Linked DNA regions of Homo sapiens: region 1 is linked to region 2. The links are chromatin loops, found by intact Hi-C in ENCODE. Cell type or tissue: endothelial cell of umbilical vein. All regions are shown on one strand. Each heading gives the region's core, and the rest is flanking DNA. Links, peaks and the distances in the headings are about the cores only. Region 1 has its middle 170 kb from the start of ICOS. Region 2 has its middle 200 kb from the start of INO80D-AS1.

The links. Peaks named below come from ENCODE experiments on the same cell type or tissue, not always from the same donor. Only the 100,000 strongest peaks of a DNase experiment are listed, where the experiment ranks them.
Region 1: it touches region 2 in a loop (13-fold over the local background); 3 of 110 quality-filtered maps call a loop at or near these places.

The regions. Positions count from the first base shown.
Region 1 is chr2:204,105,547-204,110,927 of GRCh38, reverse strand. No RefSeq gene overlaps it. Among named protein-coding and RNA genes, the nearest start is that of ICOS, 170 kb to the right of the region's middle. In endothelial cell of umbilical vein, for the core only: a CTCF peak has its summit at 2,494 (motif pointing left); DNase peaks (open chromatin) are centred at 477, 1,167, 1,557 and 2,417; H3K27ac peaks cover 2,100 bases.
Region 2 is chr2:205,883,150-205,888,530 of GRCh38, reverse strand. No RefSeq gene overlaps it. Among named protein-coding and RNA genes, the nearest start is that of INO80D-AS1, 200 kb to the left of the region's middle. RefSeq lists enhancers at 136-636, 637-1,137. In endothelial cell of umbilical vein, for the core only: a CTCF peak has its summit at 2,725 (motif pointing right); a DNase peak (open chromatin) is centred at 2,750.

The sequences.
Region 1 (5,381 bases), core at 314-5,313, 1.8 Mb after region 2:
CATAGGTTTATGAGATTTTCCAAGAGATTTCTGAAGATTCCTATAGCACAAAGGAAGATCAAACAGCCACTTTCCTGTCAAACAGGGCAAAAAATGCTCCATCCATAGTTCCCCCTGCATTTATTTTGGTAAACCTGGAAAGAAAAGGTGGCTGCAATATCTGCCTTACAGGGAGCTGACCACAACATGTGGTATACTGGAGCAGGAAAGAAGGTCCTTAAAGACGTCACCTGTGTCCTCACAGCACAAGCAGACCTGCCCTTAGAGCCCACTGCTTGGTATGAGATGTAGCCTCTGGGGGAGGGCTGAGCAACGGAGAGGGAGAGCTGGACAATTTTCTTCATCCGGGAAAATTGCACACACACAAAAATAGCTGCTTTCTTCAAATGTCAATCAGCTCCTTCAAGTTTCAAGCTTCACTGAGGGGTCAGAAGAGGCATTTCCTCTACACATATTTCAGTATCACATCGGGACGTTCAGCCACACACAGCTTCCGGCACGGGGGCTGTGGTTGTGTTGGAGTTAACCACACAGGGCACAGGGTGAGGGAGTTGTCGTTGTTGTTCTTGTTTCTGTTGTTGTGATGGAGGCGGGGCAGCTGGTGGGGTTAAAACGGTTTCCATTATTATTATTTTCTTTCCCCCTTTGTGTGCTATGAACTCTGAACTAGACAAATGAGAACTATCTCCCCTGTTATTAGTAGAATGTCTTCTGTGAGCAAATTCCAACCACTAGAATGTCCGTGTGAACTGCAAAGGCAACCACAACAGTTTTGGAAACTGGGGATGATTGTGGGGCTCCTGGACCGCTGCCCTCCGCCCTGCAGCAGGGAAACAGAACACCCTAGACAGGTGGGGAAGGAGTGGATGGGGGTGAGTCTGCAGGAGAGGAAGCCTGGCCGAAATGTGCTTTTGGATAAAATGTCCCGATTAACCAAGAGCACACAAAATGTGCAGACTGGCAGCACAAGGCCTTAAGCACCCGCAAAGCACGCTGAGTCTTTGGGCTGCTCTGTGACAGGGAGATGTGTTTACCCCAGACAAGTTCACCAGTCCGACAGCCGCCTGAGGCCAGTTGGAGAGGAGGTTGAAATGTTCCACAGTGTGAAGAGTCAGCGCGATCTGTAGAGATAATGGAGCATTCGGTTTGACATCCAAAACTGGTGTATCCAGGAGGAGCGGGATTCTTGCTGGGAGGAGAGACAGTAATTGTTTTTAGCAAGACAGATAAGACATTCCGGTTTCTGTAGATTCCTCCCCAACCAGGAAACAACTGCCTCCAATGTCAGTGCTAAATATTGAAATCAAGGTGTGCAAATGCCTCAGCTTCTCTCCACCGCCTGCTGCATGATTACTTTCAAATAAGAATGTCCTTCCTTCTTAATTTTACACTTAGATAGGTAAAAACATCATCAATTTTAGCAGACTGTTTAGTTTTAATCTGATCAAAACAATCATTCACTAAGAACCTTCTAAGAGATTATAGGAAACATTAATTGTGTAGCTGGACTGGGATACGACTGGAGGGAGGCTTGTAAATAAATCCTAGGACTTGAGTCCAAGAAATATAAAAGGAGAGAGAACACAGAAGCTAGTGCAGATAGATGCCTGATGTCTCCTTTTAGGTGAGAGCATAGAAACATGTAGAGCTTGTTTCCTCTGAGGTTAGATACCGTTTAGTCCTTCCTTGGGTATTCCCATTTACGGCTGTGGTCAAGTGAATCAGCCACAGACGTTACTATTACTTAAAAAGAAAACCATTTTCTCTACATTGGTGCTAGTTCCAAATTGTGTCTGTGTGATCGTCCCTCCCTCAGCCATCTCATTTCCAGGGCTGACAAATATTTAGCCTACATAAATACACATTTGGGGAGATCCTACGCCATTTCTCCCTCCTCGTGACCCAACTCGTATTCTTCAAAACATCAAACAAAACAATTCGCAGAATAAAGTTGCCTTCCGAAAGAGGGATTTCCCCCTCCAGTTTCCCTCCCACTTCCACTAGGTCAGTCTGTCTTTCTTCCCTCCTACTCTCCTATACCCCTTCACCCTCCCCAGCAAACTCTGGAAAAACAGTAGTAACTAACATTTGTGCCTTTGGCAATAAAACCACAGGCCTCACAAACCCCAAATGGCAAAAAGACATTTCCATTCCAATCCCAGTTTTAAATTAAACTGTAATGAAAAATCAGCAGTGGCAGCTGGGACCAGAGACACTGATTGTCTCTAGGAACAAAAAGGAGGGGAACAGAGGGGGAGAGGAAAAAGAAAAGAGACTGCAAGGAAGCCTCGCTCTGGTAATAAAGCAGCTGGTAAACCTTCAAGTAAAAAGAAATTAGAAAAACAAATCTAGTGCAGAGACAAGCAAAGATGGCTGTTTTCCTCTACAATCACAGTGAGGCAGACCACAAATCACCCTCCACTTTATGAATGGACAGGAGGGGGTGGGGTGGGAGGGAAGATGAGTGGGCCTGTGCTGACACCTGGAGGAAGATTAGGGAAATTCTCGGGGGGTTGGTCCCACCCCCACATTCCGTGAATGAGTGGGGATTTTGGCTTTCTCAGTGGTCATAGTCAATACTGAGGCTACAAGGAAAAATAAGAAGACCTCATTGCCTTCTTAAAAAATATTTTTAATTGATAAATAATAATTGTACATATTTTTGGTGTACATGTGATACTTTCATACATGTATACAATGTGTAATGATCAAATCAGGGCATTTAGGATATCTAAACCTTAAATTTTTATCATTTCTTTGTGTTGAGAACATTTTAAAACTTCTTTTCTAGGTATTACAAAATATACACTATTTTATTCTTTATCAGAAAAAAAATGCATTGAAGAAACCATTTGACTTCAACATGAGGGTTAGAACAATTCATGTAGCTAAACTGAACCCAACTGCGCAGGCTTAACTTTGATTTTAAAAAATACATGGCACAGGTATCTTCATCAGACATGAGAAAAGAATACAGCATTTGAGTATTTCATTCTATAGTCTTTAAAGCTTGCAAGATTCTGCAGATCTTTCAGCATATAATTTATAAATATTTTCTGATTGGTGGTGATCAGAAATCTAGAAAAAAACCTGTACTAACCTATAAGGACCAAAGATGCTTCCAAGAGGGGAAGCAGTTAAGGATCAAGATAGTGAGTGGACTTAGAGGTAACAGGTAAGAATTAGAGACTGGAAAACCAATAATCCTAAACCTTATTTTGTTCCCAGACCTCTTTAAGAACCTGATAAAATTAGTAAACCCTCTTCTGAAAAAAAAAAAAAAAAAAAAAAAAGATGTACCTAGGAAGACTGCAATCCACCCTTGATGAAAACTATTCGGATCCCAACCCAAGAAGAAATTCAGAGAAAATATAAAATGTATGATGGCCTATTTAGAGGTCAAATGAGATTTCTTTATAAAAGGAAAATTGTTGTGATTAAAAATACACAAGATCTGTACCGAATAAACAGCCTCTTCAGAGTATGCCCTTGTGATTGTGACTTTGTCTGGAAACTTGGCAGATACTGGGGAGACTCTGAAGAGGGTCATCAGCACCAAATGGCAATGCCAAATGAATTTACTATTTAAGTAATAGCCAGGTACGGTGGCTCGTCTCTGTAATGACAGGACTTTGGGAGGCTGAGATGAGAGGATCACTTGAGGCCAGGAGTTCGAGAACAGCTGGGCAACATAGCGAGACCCAGTCTCTGATTAAATCTATAAGAAATTAAAATTATTTATTTTAACTAACCAGATGTTGTCTGTCAAGCACCTCGCATATAGAGCTGAGTGTGAGGACAGTAAGGCTCTGGATGACCCTTTGGATGGACAGTAAGTTCATTAACTCTGTCCTAGTCACTGTGAGCCTGGCTGACATTTATCGACTTTCCTAATAAGAGCTATTGATTTGTTACTAGTATTTTTTAAAAAAAATTTAGATTTGGCTGTTATATTCTGGTCCTTTTTGCTAAACTCTTTGTTTAGCAAAACAAACAAAACAAAACAAATGGCTTTGGAGGCCGGGCAGTGGCTCATGCCTGTAATGCCAGCACTTTGGGAGGCTGAGATGAGAGGATCATTTGAGGTCAGGAGTTCGAGACCAACCTGACCAACCTGGTGAAATCCCGTCTCTATTAAAAATACAAAAATTAGTGGGGTGTTGTGGTACATGCCTGTAATCCCAGCTACTCGGGAGGCCAAGGCACAAGAATCGCTTGAATCTGGGAGGTGGAGGTTATAGTGAGCTGAGATCGTGCCACTGAACTCCAGCCTGGGCAACAGAACAAGATTCTGTTTCAAAAAACAAACAAATAGCTTTGGAAGACTGGGTGAATGAAAGTGTCTTCAGCCCCACCCTTTTGATGTAGTTAATTAGTTCATTCTCGCATATTCTACTCATCTCCTACTTTCTCTTCTTACCTCCTTTTTACCACTTGAGTTTTGATCTCTATATTATCATTAGAAGATGATGAGGGAAAAACAGAGAGAAGAAATCCTCAACTTCCTTAGAAGGGTTGGTTGCAGAAGAAAGTTGTAAAACTTCACAGAAACAACTATAAGGCTTAAATCAGGAAAACTGAAAAAATAAAAAGAATAATTTATTTCATTGTGATGGCAATGCTGTGGGGTTTTTCCACACCAGATTTAGCCATGTGCTGTGATATATGTCAAAGCTTATTTCTACCTGTTTCACTGAATAGCATTCAAGTATGCTTTTGCATAATATAGCGTCTTCCTAGTAAATGAGTACTGTGCAGGATCAAGCACTTTTATTTATAACTTTTTCTTTATGGCTTTCTGAGCTGTAACTAAAAATACCTGAAGAATGTTTTAAGACCTTTGCTCCTCCCCAGTCTCTGATTTTTGTGGTTGTTTTTTTTTAAATTTAGGGTTTGAGCAACTAAACCAAAACATCACATGAATCAAAGGTTTCTCTTTACCTTTACATTTCCCAAACATTAAATAAATCCTAATTTTCTCAGCTCCCAGTCTGTGAGAAATTGTTTACACACACAGTATAAAGAATGCAATCAGGCCCTTTCGTGGTGGTAGAGATGGGGAAGGCATTTAAACCTACAGAAGATAAATCCTCTATTGCTGAAGCCACATGGTGGTAGATGAAATATGAATTAGGGAGTCAGGCAGAATTGTATTCTAATCTCTGATTTGCTGTATACAGGGCTTGAATTTTTGCTAAGTTCCTTAACTTCTTTGAGCTCGTGTTTCCTTATCAACTGGGGAGAATATTAACTTACCAAAATGTGCTCAGTATTTTATTAATATCTGTTTTCCTCCCTAGAATGTAAGTTTTCCGGGGCAGGGACATGTCTGACTAATTCACTGTTGGGCTCCACAATCTGGCCAGGGTAGGTGTTCCTCA
Region 2 (5,381 bases), core at 64-5,063:
TATCCCAAGAAAATGCCTAACCTTGAATTACCTTCCTTGGAAGTCCCACCAGGTTGACTAGTGGTGGCTTTCTCTTTTCCTGCACCCCCGCCGCCAGTGTGTCTCTAATGGTTCCCCATTCCTTGGACTTGGGTATCTCAGTCCTGGATGCAATGGAACTTATGATAACTGAGTTAATTAGGACCAAGGGGAGCACCATGCCAGGCTGCTTCAGTCACAGCCTCTGCACCTTCCCCAGGTTGGGAGGAAGCATATCCTACCACCTTGGCACCTGCCAGCAAACCTGTGCCCAGGGGAGAAGCTGGAGTGAGGGTTCAGGGTCCCCATTGTGACGTTAGCCCTCTGAGGTCACAAGGTGGATCCCAGAGGGCTCAGACTGGGGAAGAAAGTTATGCCATGTAGAAGTAAATTTAATGAGGTCAGAAGGGTGAGGGGTGTGTGTGTTTGTTTGGGGGTGGAGTATCTTTAAAATGGCAAGAGGGAGGCTGACGCTGCATCAGCTTTGGCCACGCTGCATTTTGAGAGCCTCTGGCGTTCTGAGGCTTCTTCCCTCCTTCCTCCCCACAACTCCCTCCCAGGCCCTGCATGCCTTCCTGCAGCCCTGTTTTTCCCACGTTCGGCCCTGTACAGCCTGATCTGTGGAATGGGGGTGGAACCGTGCGGAGGCTGAGCAAGCGCTGACCACCTGCCAGCACCGTGCTGAGCTCCCAATGTACACGGATTGAACCAGAAATGGCCGGGGATCACCCACTTCACACCCACAAAACCACCAACTTCATATGGTGCAGCCTGACTACCACATTTAATTTCTCAGCAATCTTGAGAGGTATAAGGATTACATCTCCACTTTTCAGATGAGGAGAATAAGTCATCACTCCAAATCAAACATTAGTGAACAACAGAGTGAGAATTTAAGTTCTGAGCCCGGACTCCAAGCCCTATTCAAAACTATTACATGACACCGATAAATCCTTTTATACTAACCTGTAAACAATCAATAACAGCTTCACATGGTACCTCCTGTGTGGGACAAGGCTGGTTCTTTAGGGCATCGCTCAAATGCTGGCATTGGAAGATCCTGGATGCGAGGAGTCCTTTGTTCCTTCAGCTGAACCTCCCAAGATGTTTCTGATTCGCTTCGAGAGAGTCTGCCTGGCTCACCTGCCTAAGACATGGGTAGGAATGGCAGGCAGGTGGGCTAGGCCACAATTCTGCTTCTTGAAAAAAATGGACTGTTCTTCTGATTTAAGAAGTAAACCCTATTCAGTGTAGAAAATGAAAACAAATATAAAATATGTAAATAAAAATGACCAACCATCCTTAGCTAGAGGTAAGGATTGTCACAATGTTTCAGGATTGTACTTTTCACTTATCTTGTGCCTCTCTCTCTCTGTCCTCCTCTCTAAGTGCATAAATACATTTTGGAAGGTGGATCTAGTGTACATATAATTTTCCTTATTTATTAAATCTCCATTTTATTCTAAAGGATTCAGCATGGATTACAAAGGCACATAAAAAATGATAGAACAAACTAAAAGTGGGGTTAAGAAAGACAAATCTACACCATAATGCCATGTTCAGATTTGTATTTTTAACATTTAACATGACATTGAGCATATGTGCCCATTTGCCATTAAATAGACTGTTGCATTATTTTTTAAATGTATTAGTATTATTATTTTTAATAGAAGGAAAGCATATGACCGCAGAGCAGTGCACAGGTTGGAAGTGAATGGCTGGATGCGGTATCTTGTGGGTTTTTTTTTTTTTTTTTTTTTTTGAGACAGGGTCTCACTCTGTCCCCAGGCTGGAGAGCTGTGGCGTAATCTCGGCTCACAGCAGCCCCTACCTCCTGGGCTCGAGCGATCCTCCCACCTCAGCCTTCCAAGTCGCTGGGACTACAGGTGTGCGCCACCACACCCGGCTATATATATACATTTTATATATATATATATATATATATATATATATATATATATATATATATATATATGTATTATTTGTAGAGATGGGATTTCTCCATGGTACCTAGCCTGCCACATCATTCTTAATGTCTCCACGGCATTCCACTGATGGGAGCAGCGCTGTGTATCTGATCAGGCCCCTCCTATTTGCTGTTAGGCCGCTTCCAAAATGGCAGATTTACAAATAAAGCTGCAAACGACACCTTTGTAAAGAAATCTTTGTGCACCCCTCCATTTCCTGAATGGGCGTTTCTAGAAGTATTTCCAGCAACACCAGAGCCATGGAGGAATCCTATGTGTGAATCCCCCACTGCCCTGGGAGAGCACAGCATTTTCTGGTGCATCCAGAGGTTGCCCAGCCCCTCTCTACGTCAGTATGGACCCTTCGCATCCTAGGCCAATCACGTCGCCTTCCAGACTGTCCCCACGTATGTCCCCATGGCTCTGCCAGCTCCCTGCCCTTACGCCTCTCAGGGATGCACGGTTGGGCTACTACAGGAGCTACTGCCTGTTGGGATGAGCACCCCCGAAGTTGGGCATTGGAAAGAGAAATAGAGTCAGATACTTGCCGGAGGTGAATGATGTGGGTGAGGGAAATCGCTGCACTTGGCTTATTTCTGTTTGATCCTTACCAAGTTTTCTGCAAAGAAACTGCCTGGGATGCTGCTTATGCGGCTTTCTCATTTGCTGAAAAACAATGTGTGTCCGGAGTAGTGAAAAGGCAACGGACCCAAACTGCCTCTAGCACCAAGAACCCGGCAGTCCACACGAGGGCGCTGTTCTCCCGCCATGAAGGACTAGGCGGGCTCCTGCTTTCTGGGCGGAAAAGGGCGCCAGGAGGCAGAGCGGGAAAACCGGCAGAGGGTGTGGGAGGGAGGAGGAGACGTTTGCCTTCCCCGTCATTCTCCTTCCTTGCAGAGCCTCTCCTTTCCCTCAGGGACTCCCTCACCACCTCTTCCTTACAGCCCCCTCACTGCTTTTCCTTGCGTATCTTTCGGATGCCACAGTCAGCTCTGGGCCCATCCATGGCTCCATCTCCTATCCTAGGGTTGTCCCGCGGCGCCCTCTTTTCCAATGGATTTTCCCTCTCTTATCCTGCACTGGCTATAATTTTTTTTAAAGTGACATATATTTACTTGTGTATTTAACAAAGTTTTTGGTGCACTTAAAAAATGTTAAAGCAGAAAAATTAATCCTTTTGTATTTATTAATTTTTTTCTGGAAAATAGAAACCCACAAAAACAAGATTATTTAAGATTTTTTCCCCCTTGCATAAGGCACCTGGTTGCCTGTTATTTATATACGTATTTTTTGTGGATCAGTGGACCCGAAGAGAAAAATGATCAGAACTGTAACAAATATAACCTAATTGTCATCAGGTTCTTGGTCTTTGATTCCTTTATATTCAGGGCTGTAAACAAGTCTGCATCCGGAAGTGGAAATAAGGCAGCTAAAGAATTCATGAATAATAGTCACAATGTATTGAGCTTTCAATAATAGTGACAGTGTATTGACCCATGTCCTCCACTACCAGTGAGGGAGCTGAGGTCAGAGAGTGTGAAGAGCGAGGCCAAGGTGACCCAGATGAGGAGGGTAGCTAGGATTTGATGCCCGCTCTTAGTGGCTTCAAACCTTGGGCCATTTCAGTAGCAACCCATGAGACCATTCAAGTGGACCTGGGCAGTGAGTCCGGCTTTAGGGTCACTTCTGCGGAACAGTAAGGTCCAAGAGGTTCCTCATCCAGCTGAATGCGGGGCTTCAGTACCTTTCTGAGACCAAGGGACAGGGGGAACCCAGACTCAGGGAGCTGAGCAAGCTGACCCCACGCCTCTACTGGAGCTAAGGGAGAGCAGCGCCATGCACAGCGCTCTTTGGTTTAATTGTAAGGCACCATTCTCGCCCACACATGACCAATGGCTGGGTACTCATTTTTCTTTAGTGATAAGGAAGAGCAAAATCAACCCACATGATCTAGAGCAGTGGTCCTCAACCTTTTTGGCACCAGGGACTGGTTTTGCAGAAGACAGTTTTCCATGGGCCCACCAGGGTGTGGGGATGGTTACGGGACTATTCAAGCCCATTACATTTATTTTGCACTTTATTTCTATTATTATTACATTGTAATATATAATGAAATAATTATATAACTCACCATAATGTAGAATCAGTGGGAGCCCTGAGTTTTCCTGCAACTAGACAATCCCATCTGGGGGTGATGGGAGACAGTGACAGATCACTAAGCATTAGATTCTCATAAGGAACATGCAACCTAGATTCCTTGGGTACACAGTTCCCAATAGGGTTCATGCTCCTATGAGAATCTAATGCTGCCGCTGATCTCACAGGAGGCGGAGCTGAGGCAGTAATGGGAGCCACGGGGAGCAGCTGTAAAAACAGATGAAGCTTTGCTCATTCACCTGCTGCTTACCTCCTGCTGTGCAGCCTGGTTCCTAACAGGCCATGGACCAGTAGTGGTCCATGTACTGGTCCATGGCCTGGGGCTTGGGGACCCCTGACCTACAGAGTTGTGTTAGGGTTAGGGGCCAGGCATGGTGGCTTGTGCTGTAATCCTAGCACTTTGGGAGGCTGAGGCGAGTGAATTGCTTGAGCCCAGGAGTTCAAGACTAGCCTGGGCAACATGGCAAAACCTCATCTCTACAAAAAATACAAAAATTAGCTGGGCATGGTGGCGCACACCTGTAGTCCCAGCTACTTAGGAGGCTGAAGTGGTAGGATTGCTTGAGCCCGGGAGGTTGAGGCTGCAGTGAGCTGTGATTGTGCCAATGCAGTCTAGCCTGGATGGCAGAGCCAGACTCTGTCTCGGGGGGTGGGGGGGTAAAAAAAAAAAAAAGGAGTTAGGAGGCTGAAGCTATGAACCCCTAAATAAAGAGCCCATTCCCAAGGTACAGCCCAGCAAAGTATTATTAGTCATTTTTACCACAGTGTGCAAATAGAGATATGTCCTTTCCCATCTCTGGTCCAGAATTTTGAATTTTAAACTTTATCTCATTGAAATGAAGGTCCCTATATTCAGTGAAAAGTATTTCAGGCCACCTCGGGGGTCAAGGGAGATCTTTGCAGGGCACTTGAAATGATGCCATGAGATAGCTGTGGCGGTCACCTCACCCTTCTCTTAAAAAAATAGTAACCTAGTCACAGTGGTAATTCATATCTGTTTTAGAAAAATTGGAAAATATAGAAAAGCACAAAGAGGAAATCAATTATAACCCTTCTCAGCTTAACACCTTTAATTTATTTCTCCAAAACAAAGAGTACAGCAAAAAGCATTAAGCTAAAGGCTATTAACATAACAAAAAGGCCTCCGGTCTCTTCTCTGTAGAACTTTGAAGATCGTGCCGGCCTCAGGGCTTGGAGCCGAATCCCACTTTCATGGCACTCAAGCCTGCCCCTTGAAAC